Linked DNA regions of Homo sapiens: region 2 is linked to region 1. A link is an interaction called in ENCODE POLR2A ChIA-PET data of the cell type or tissue named here. Cell type or tissue: endothelial cell of umbilical vein. All regions are shown on one strand. Each heading gives the region's core, and the rest is flanking DNA. Links, peaks and the distances in the headings are about the cores only.

Region 1 (7,556 bases), core at 2,648-5,147:
TAAAGATAAAATGAATACAGAAATGTTGGCAGCATTCTGAAACCAGAAAAGTTAAAGGTTAAGAAAAAATCTGCAGCAATAAGATAAAGGCATTAAGACCATGTTAATGATGTGCAGTTATTCATTGTTGAGAAGATGAAAATCTACCAGCAACTGGTCTAGAGGAAAACACCAAGGTCCCCTGTGATCAGTCCCCCAGGCCTCCCAACTACATGCCTCAAAAGTCATCTACTGAAAAGGTACACAACGAAAAAGTACACCATACTGCAATTTACTAAGTTCCCAGAGCTTCTTATCCAGCCATTTATAAAGCTCTAGTCCCAAATATCAGTGGTCCCCAACCTTTGTGGCACCAGGGACCAGTTTCGTGGAAGACAATTTTTCCACAGACCAGTATGGGTGCATGGCCTGGGCACTGGGGACCCCTGCATGTATCAAAGAGTTAAAAACAAAGTAGGTTTTTCAGAGGGTGGGGGAGGAGGGAAGGAAGGAAGACGGAGGATGCAGGTGGCCTGCTCCTGAATTTAATGGCTCCTATCCCAATACTAGTTCCATTACCTGTTACCTGCAAAATATACTCAGCCTACATTCCATTCTGTCTTCTTCATACATTAAAGACAACACTATTCAGAGAGAAGCTGAGCCAAAAGACTGCTATAATCCCAGCACTTTAGGAGGCCAAGGCAGGAGGACTTCTTGAGCCCAGCTGAAAGACCAGCCTGGGCAACACAGAGACCCCCAGTCTCCACAAAAAAGGGGGAAAAAAAGAAAAGAAAGCCTCAAGCAGTCTGGACTGACGTTTACACACAAGAAACTCCTTCCGAAGTGGAAGGAGTACCAGCTTTGCAGGGCACCAGCCTTGGCAGAATACCAGTGACATTTCAAATGTGTTGTCACTTTTCCTCAAGTACTGGATCCTTATCTGTAAAATGGGTAGTACTTTGCATGGCTGTTTGGATAACAAGTGAAAGAAATAGCCAATAAACAGTAGATGATATTATTATTACAGGGTTTCATCACAATGAAACACTTTAAAGAGGTTTTTCAATTTGTTAGTACCATTTTACACCAGTAGTCAGTGAAGAAACACTGAGCTTTCTACAGTCTTTAACATGGGACACCCAGCAACTGATACAGTACCCTGCATATACCAGACACCATTGGTGCTAATTAATTTAAACTAACTCTTAATTACACATAGGAACAGAGTAACTCCGAAAGCAATCATACATTCACTAGAATATAAAGTCCTTGAAAAGATCTTTTGTCTATTTTGTTCACTGATGAATCCCAAGTGTCTAAAGTGTCTAGAACAGTGCCTGGTACATAGTCGGCATTCAGTAAGTATTTGTCAAATGAGTTTGGGAACTTGTTTTTTAGTACTTTAATACTTTGATTAAGGCTTTTCAAAAGACAATAATCTTGACACTCAAGGACAACTTTTACTCTTCATATACCAGCCTATACAGAGGTACCTCTCCTCACTCTAAAAGTAACTACATGAGCCAGGCACGGTGGCTCACGCCTATAATCCCAGCTCTCTGGGAGGCCAAGGCAGGCGGATCACCTGAGGCCAGAAGTTTGAGACCAGCCTGGCCAACACGGTGAAACACCCGTCTCTACTGAAGAAAAAACAAAAATTAGCCAGGCATGGTGGCAGGTGCCTGTAATCCCAGCTACTCAGGAGGCTGAGGCAGGAGAATCACTTGAACCAAGGAGGTGGAGGCTGCAGTGAGCCAAGATCGCGCCATTGCACTCCAGTCTGGGCAACAGAGTGAGACTCCGTCTCAAAAGGAAAAAAAAAAAAAAGAGGAAAACATGAATTGTGTAACCTTCTATGAAACTTTAAGACTCCTTTCCAAATCAGCTTTTGCTAGGTTAAAAAGAAACAAAAACAAGACAATCTTTTACCAAGATTCTACAATTTTGACTGCAAAAGCTACTTTTCCCTTTGGTCTCAATATTTAGGGCAGGGTTGTGCTCACTTTGGCAGCACATGTACTAAAGTTGGAATGACACAAAGATTAAAAAACAAAAATAAAAATATTGGGGGTGGGGGAGTAATCCCCTGCTCCATCAGAATGGGAGATTTCTCCTCTCAATTTACGAGGATACTCCCTCATAAACACGTTCGGCTGCAGTAGAACCAAACAGGTGAAGCTCCAGTGAAACCTGAGGTGGAAAATAAGAGGCTGGGGAGATCAATGACCTAAAACACTAAGTACAGGAAAAACAGGTAGATCAAAGTCTGAATCTTTTTACAGTTTTTATGGAATTAGAAAAGACACTGAAACAAAAAATACTTTAAAATTCTGTTTTGGAATACTAAGGAAGAAAATGACCACAAATAACCCTTGGGTCCAATTCGGTTTAGTAGAAGGATTAACTTTACATTCAGATTTTTAAGAAGTTTGACATGTTTTCTCAAGTGGTTGAGAGTGTTAAGCATTTCTTTGCGGGGGTGGGGGCAGTAGGCGGGGATGGAGTCTTACTGTTTCCCAGGCTGGAGTGCAGTGCCACAATCTCGGCATTCTGCAGCTTTCTACCTCCCGAGTTCAAGCGATTCTGCTGCCTCAGCCTCCCGAATAGCTGAGATTACAAGCGCACGCCACCACGCCCGTCTAATTTTTTGTATATTTAGTAGAGACGGGGGGTCTCACCATGTTCACCAGCCTGATCCTGAACTCCTGACCTCAGGTGATCCACCCTTCTTGGCCTCCCAAAGTGCTGGGATTACAGGAGTGAGCCACTGCACCTGGCTTTTTTTTTTTTTTTTTTTTTGACGGAGTCTCACTCTGTCGTTCAGGCTGGAGCCCAGGGGCACTATCTCGGCTCACTGCAACCTTTGCCTCCCGGGTTCAAGTGATTCTCCTGCCTTAACCTCCTGAGTAGCTGGGATTACAGGCACGTGCCACCACCACGCCTGGGTAATTTTTGTTTTTTTTTTTGGTTGGTTTTTTTTTTTTTTTTTTTTTTTTAGTAGAGACGAGGTTTCACCCTGTTGGTCAGGCTTGTCTCGAACTCCTGACCTCGTGATCTGCCCTCCTCGGCCTCCCAAAGTGCTAGGATTGGCCAGGCGCTGTGGCTCACGCCTGTAATCCCAGCACTTTGGGAGGCTGAGTTGGGCGGATCGTGAGATCAGGAGATCAAGACCATCCTGGCTAACACGGTGAAACCCCGTCTCTACTAAAAATACAAAAAATGAGCCGGGCGTGGTGGCAGGCGCCTGTAGTACCAGCTACTCCGGAGGCTGAGGCAGGAGAATGGAGTGAACCCAGGAGGTGGAGCTTGCAGTGAGCCAAGATGCAAGTGGAGCGCCACTGCACTCCAGCCTGGGCAACAGAGCAAGACTCTGTCTCAAAAAAAAAAAAAGTGCTAGGATTACAGGCATGAGCAAACCATGCCCAGCCTTTTTTTTTTTTTTTTTAATAGAAACGGAGTCTTGCAATGTTGCCCAGGCTGGTCTCAAACTCCTGGCCTCAAATGACCTCCCACCTTGGCCTCCAAAAGCAATGAGATTACAGGTATGTCAATTCTTTGATGAGCTAAGAAACCCCCATCAAAATTTCAACACTTTAATATTTTAATGTTTCCTAAGTAGTATATTCTGCATTAAGTATTTCATACTCATGAATGTGTTTCTAAAAATCTACAAAAACTGTCATAACTGTCATACAACAGTGACAATATTTTCTGGTCAAATAACGTTCTTGAAAATTTCACGGTAATCCTATCATAAATCTTAACTATTTTACAAGTAAACCTATTACAATCAAATACAAGTCATTAATCCCACTAAATCTTTCTCCTTTCCTTTTTGAGACAGGGTCTCACTATGTCACCCAGGTGGGAGTGCAGTGGTCTTATCATGGCTCACTGCAGCCTCGACCTCCCGGGCTCAAGAAATCTTACCACCTTGGCCTCCCAAGTAGCTGAGACTACAGACACATGCCACTAGGTCAAGCTAATTCTGTTTCTTTTTGTAGAAACAGGGTCTCACTATGTTGCCCAGGCTGGTCTCAAACTTTTGGGCTTAAGGGATCTTCCCGCCTCTGCCTTCCAAAGTATTGGAATTACAGGGATTATTAGCCACTGCACGTGGCCCCTACTAACATTTAAACACTTAAATTTCAACATAAAGGTGTTCACAACAACCACTCCAAGGTCCTACAAAGTCTTCAGCTGACTAACCCAGGGATTAAGTAGTATTTAGTAGCTTTTTATTAATCAAAACCCATTCACTGTCCAAGGCTTATATTATGCCTTTAGAATCACATTTCACAAAATTGGTCATAGCTAACACCATTTTTCTTAAGTAATCTGAGATGGCTAAAATGCGAACATTTAACAATGATTTACGTTTTCTTTCTTTTTTTTTTTTTTTGAGATGGAGTCTCGCTCTGTTGCCCAGGCTGGAGTGCAGTGGCGCGATCCTGGCTCACTGCAAGCTCCGCCTCCCGGGTTCATGCCATTCTCCTGCCTCAGCCTCCTGAGCAGCTGGGACTACAGGCGCCCGCTACCACGCCCAGCTAATTTTTTGTATTTTTAGTAGAGACAGGGTTTCACTGTGTTAGCCAGGATGGTCTCAATCTGCTGACCTCGTAGTCCGCCCGCCTCGGCCTCCCAAAGTCCTGGGATTACAGCCGTGAGCCACCGTACCTGGCCAATTATTTACATTTTCTTTCTTTCTTTTTTTGAGACAGAGTTTTGCTCTTGTCGCCCAGGCTGGAGTGCAATGGTACAATCTCGGCTCACTGCAACCTCCGCCTCCCAGGTTCAAGCAAACCTCCTGCCTCAGCCTCCCGAGGAGCTGGGATTACAAGCGCCTGCCACCACTTCAAGCTAATTTTGTATTTTTTAGTATAGATGGGATTTCTCCATGTTGGTCAGGCTGGTCTTGAACTCCCGACCTCAGGTGATCCGCCCAACTTGGCCTCCCAAAGTGCTGGGATTACAGGTGTGAGCCACTGCACCCAGCCTACATTTTCATATTACAGCAGCTTTCATCCCAAATTCAGACAAAAGGTGTTACGTTTGCTAAGGAGAAAGTCTCTTATTAATCTAAAATTAATATCAAAACAACTATATACCAGCTCAACATGACAAAATTATTATTTGGGAATAATCTGGACGACCTTTACTTTGGATATGCAAATTTACAGATGTAAGATTAAGGATTTTGAGAATATTTCTTTGTGCATATCTTACATAAGGACTAAGCCCAGAAGACTACACTTGCTAAGAATAACTCAAAAAGGTAGGTTATCATCTAATATGATCCTAGCACAGCAGTAACAAAAACAATTATCTGACCTTTCACATTAGATAAGAATGTTTCACAACAAATAGTACCGACAAGTATTACACTTTACAGTTTACAAAAGCCCAAAATTTCATAACCACCCTGCAAATTAGTAGGCAAGAGAGACATCACTAATCCCCATTTGAAAGATAAGGAACCCAGTGATTCCTGTGCATTCTGTGATGGCAGATTTACCACATCTGCCAAATGATGAAATACTGTCATAACTCTTACAGTAATGCATCTCCTTCAAACTTTAGATATGAATGAAGAGTTAAACACATTTCATATTGCTTTAGCTCGATAAAATCCTGATCTGATCACAAATCAAGCCCACCAACAACAGATCCGTCCAGCTACTATGGTAGATTGTTGGAAGGGCAATAAATTCAAGATAAAAATTTCAGAAGAGATAAGCCAGGATCATGGTCATATGGTCTGAACTACACAGTTTGGCATTCTAAACATAACAGTTGTAACAAGATATGGGTGAGCCTTTAAATTTTTATGTGGGTATTTGGTATGAAAGACACTTGTAAAAATAAAAAAATAAAATGTATGTAGGGAAAGCTCTGAGCTTAGGACACTGCTACCAACACCTAGGTCTATTATATTTTTAAACACAGAACTGGCTCAAGGTAGCCATAAGAAAACCAACACACTAGGTGTTGACACCATCAGAGGATTTGGAATGCCAGCAAGCTCTATTTTCAGCAACTACCACATCCTTAACTAGCACGTTCCCATTTGTGGGGGAGGGAGCTAGGAGGAGGAAATTTTCACTTTTCCTTTGACTTATATTCTGCCAAAGGCTAACTTCATTTGAAAAAAAAAAATTCAACCTCCTAGAGACGTAGATCTAAGCTATCTCTGTGATAAAAAGCTGGACAACGTTTAGGAAACTGTTGTATGAGTCTAAATGACAAAATCTAGTAACAAATGGCCATTAAGTAGGGTGACCACAAGGCAAGTTTGTTGCCCAGGACAATCCCAGTTTATGCCTGCTGTTGTAGCTGATGAATTAGTCTGTCTTTTCAAGATATACTCATGTGGATGTTAAATTATGGTGACTTTCATTATTATTTGCTACAATTTAATAAATTTAAATGAACATCTGAAATTGTTCTTAGGGCCATGACTAGCATTAACATTTAGTCAGAGAACCATGAGGTTCTGTTGGCAACCAATTCGTCAATTTGGATATATCAATACCTAAATATATCAAGCTGGCCGGGCGCAGTGGTTCATGCCTATAATCCCTGCACTTTGGGGAGGCCACAGTGGGAGGATCGCTTGAACCCAGGAGTTACCTGGACAACACAGTGGGATCCCGTCTCCACAAAAAAAAAGTTTTAATTAGCTGGTCATGGCGGTACCAGCTACCTGGTGGGAAGATCACATGAGCTCAGGAGTTCAACATCAGCCTGGGCAATCCGCTGGGACCAGGCCTCTACCAAAAAAATTTTTTTGCCAGCCATGGTGGCTCACGCCTGTAATCGCAAAACTTTGGGAGGCCGAGGCAGGTGAATCTTGAGCTCGAGTTCAAGACCTGGGCAACATGGTAAAATCCTGTCTCTACAAAAATTAGCCAGAAGTGGTGGTATACTTCTGTAGCCCCAGCTACTTGGCATGCTGAGGTGCCCAGGGGGTCAAAGCTGCAGTGAGCCATAAATGTGACACTGCATCCCAGCCTGAGTAATATACTGAGATCTTGTCTCGGGAAAAAAGAAAAAGAAAAAGAAAAAAAAGTTCTTTTAAATTATCCAGGTATTGTGGTGCACAGCTGTGGGCCCAGCTAAGTGGGAGGCTGAGATGGGATGATCATTTGGGCCTGGGAGGTTGAGGATGCAGTGAATCGTTACTGCATCAATGCAATCCAAGCCTGGCCAACAAAGCAAGACCTTGTCTCAAAAAAGTATATGTATCTATCTCAAACTGTTAACTGACCATTTCAAAAATAGTGAAAATAGCCATTTTTCTTGCTGCTCTTTCCTACTCCTTAATGGATTCCATTAGACAGCTATCTAGCCAACCACCCGGAACAACACTGGTGAATCATATGCCAACCTTTGTCCCTCCTAGAAGTTGTATGTCTATATCTGGCCGGGTGCGGTGGCTCACACCTATAATCCCAGCATTTTGGGAGGCTGAGGCAGGCGGACTACCTGAGGTCAGGAGTTGAAGACCAGCCTGGCTAATATGGTGAAACTCTGTCTCTACTAAAAATACAAAAATTAGCCAAGCATGATGGCCC
Region 2 (2,862 bases), core at 1-2,500, 71 kb after region 1:
AGGCAGGTGGATCACGAGGTCAGGAGATCGACACCATCCTGGCTAACACGGTGAAACGCGGTCTCTACTAAAAATACAAAAAAAATTAGCTGGGCGTGGTGGCGGGCGCCTGTAGTCCCAGCTACTCAGGAGGCTGAGGCAGGAGAATGGGTGAACCCAGGAGGCGGAGCTTGCAGTGAGCTGAGATCGAGCCACTGCACTCCAGCCTGGGCGATAGAGTGAGACTCCGTCTCAGAAAAAAAAAAAAAGAGATGAGGTCTTCTTATGGTGCCCAGGTTGGACTCTAATTCCTGGGCTCCAGGGGTCCTCCTTCCTCAGCCTCCTCAGTAGCTGGGATTATAGAGGTACCACTGTGCTGGTCCACAGTCTCGTTTAACTGCTCCTATGTGAATGCTGGGTTTCTTTTTCCTGGAATGTTCTTCTACCCACTTTGGAGTCTCAAATTCAAATGTCTTCCCTTTCTTTTTTTCTTTTTCTTTTTTTTTTTTTTTTTTTTTTTGTTTTTGAGTCGGAGTCTCGCTCTGTCGCCCAGGCTGGAGTGCAGTGGCGCGATCCTGGCTCACTGCAAGCTCCGCCTCCCGGGTTCACGCCATTCTCCTGCCTCAGCCTCCCGAGTAGCTGGGACTACAGGCGCCCGCCACCGCGCCTGGATAATTTTTTTTTTTTTTTTTTTAGTAGAGACAGGGTTTCACCGTGTTAGCCAGGATGGTCTTGATCTCCTGACTTTGTGATCTGCCTGCCTTGGCCTCCCAAAGTGCTGGGATGACAGGCGTGAGCCACCGCACCCGGCCCAAATGTCTTCCCTTTCTTAACCATCCCATCACTCCCTCTCTTCATCAACAGCAGTATGTCCAAATTATTCCCATGACAGCTCTTACCCATTTTACTGTAATTTTTCATTTGCAGTTCTGTGTATGTCCTCAAAGGCCAAGCAGCTAGTCTATGAGGTGCTCCAGAAGCATTCAGGACCGCTAACATTGATTCAGAGATGACCATCTGCCAGGCACAGTGCTGACTGCCTTTGTATGGATCATCTCATTTAATCCTCTCAACAACCTTATTTGACAAGTATCCCCATCTTACAAAAGAGAAAACTGAAGCTCAGAGAGTTTAAGTAATGTGTCCAGAGAGACATGGTCGCAGAGTGAGGAGCTAGGGTTCAAATCCTGGAAGGAGAGACAGCTATGGTCACTCTGCTCTACCCTCAATTTTCTGAGATAGGAATTGGGAGGAAGGGTTGGCAGAAATCTACATTTTTAAAAAAGCAGTAAGCTGTGGATTATGGTCTAAGGAATAACACAGTCCTGCTGGACTCACCTTACACACCCTTGGGCCTGCTCTGGGGAAGTGGGGGGTGGGGGACTGGGAGGCACAAGGGCACCTTTCCTGCTGCAGGTGACTCATCGTGACCCTGGCTTAGTGACAGCCTGGCACCGTGAGCCAGCAGAAGCAGCCGTCCCAGTGTGAATTCTGGCTGGTCTGTGAGCTCTGGACCTTACCCAGAGACTGCCTGTTCCAAAGCAGTCCCTCTGAGATCCCTCCCTAGGGCATACGGAAATTACAAGAAAAATAATTTTTTTTTTTTGAGACGGAGTTTCATTCCTGTTGCCCAGGCTGCCGTGCAATGGCACGATCTCAGCTCACCGCAACCTCCATCTCCCGGGTTCAAGTGATTCTCCTGCCCCAGCCTCCCGAGTAGCTGGAATTACAGGCATGTATCACCATGCCTGGATAATTTTTTGTATTTTTAGTAGAGACAGGGTTTCTCCATGTTGGTCAGGCTGATCTCAAACTCCCGACCTCAGGTGATCCGCCTCCCTCGGCCTCTCAAGGTGCTGGGATTACAGGTGTGAGCCACCGCACCCGGCCAAAAAAGAATTTTTTAAAGAAGAATAGACCATCCTGGCTAACATGGTGAAACCCCGTCTCTACTAAAAACACAAAAAATTAGCCAGGCGTGGTGGCGGGCGCGTGCAATCCCAGCTACTTAAGAGGCTGAGGCAGGAGAATTGCTGGAACCCGGGAGGCAGAGGTTGCAGTGAGCCGAGATCGAGCCACTGCACTCCAGCCTGGGTGAGAAGAGTGAAACTCCATCTCTAAATAAAGAAATAAAAGAGAACTCTGGGGCACCATGTGAGGGGAACTCCAAGGAGAGTCTTGGGTAGAGACGGAGCGAGGAGCACAGGCAGGATGCTGCGCCTTCCAGGAAAGGTCAGTAAGATGTCCCCACTGGCAATGTGATTCTGGGACCATCGAGAATGGGTTATTTGCTTTGCTGCGTGCAAACTCCTCTCATCGCTGCAATCTTTTAGGGAAGCTGCTCACACAAAGGCCTTCTTGCAGAATCAAGGAGAAGGTACCCATTTCCTCTGCCACTCTTCTCTGCCCCCAGCCTTCTTCCCTTTCCTCTCAGGAGACTCCACGTTCCTCGAGGGCTTTGCCTTGCTGTTCCCTCTGCCTTGACCACTCTTGCTCCAGATCCTAGCCGTCACTTCCTCTCCTCGTTCAGGTCCCCGCTCTGATGTCATCTCCTCTGTGAGGCCTTGCCTGACTGCAAACTACACACCAACACTCCCTCTCCCCTTGTCTGCTTTGCTTATTTTCCTAGCACTTATCTCTTTCTAATATGTTAGGTATTTTCCTTACGTATTGTCTATTCTTTGCTAGAGTGTAAGCTCCATGAGAGCAGGGATTTGGGTCTTTTTGTTGTTCCTGCTATATCCCAAGAGCCTCACTGAGATCCTGGCACATTGCAAGCATTCCTTCAATTCATACTGGTTGAATGGGCCGGGCGCGGTGGCTCATGCCTGGAATCCCAGCACTTTGGGAGGCCAAGGCAGGCGGATCATGAGGTCAGGAGTT

The links. Peaks named below come from ENCODE experiments on the same cell type or tissue, not always from the same donor. Only the 100,000 strongest peaks of a DNase experiment are listed, where the experiment ranks them.
Region 2: POLR2A ChIA-PET joins it to region 1 with 5 read pairs; 17 of 35 experiments call an interaction of 5 or more read pairs at or near these places.

Annotation. Positions count from the first base shown.
Region 1 is chr17:1,385,165-1,392,720 of GRCh38, forward strand. All of the region lies in intron 1 of YWHAE (tyrosine 3-monooxygenase/tryptophan 5-monooxygenase activation protein epsilon), which reads right to left. Among named protein-coding and RNA genes, the nearest start is that of YWHAE, 11 kb to the right of the region's middle. RefSeq lists an enhancer at 6,748-7,276. In endothelial cell of umbilical vein, for the core only: no CTCF peak of the experiment used is centred there; no DNase peak of the experiment used is centred there.
Region 2 is chr17:1,459,004-1,461,865 of GRCh38, forward strand. No RefSeq gene overlaps it. Among named protein-coding and RNA genes, the nearest start is that of CRK, 4.2 kb to the left of the region's middle. In endothelial cell of umbilical vein, for the core only: no CTCF peak of the experiment used is centred there; a DNase peak (open chromatin) is centred at 1,438.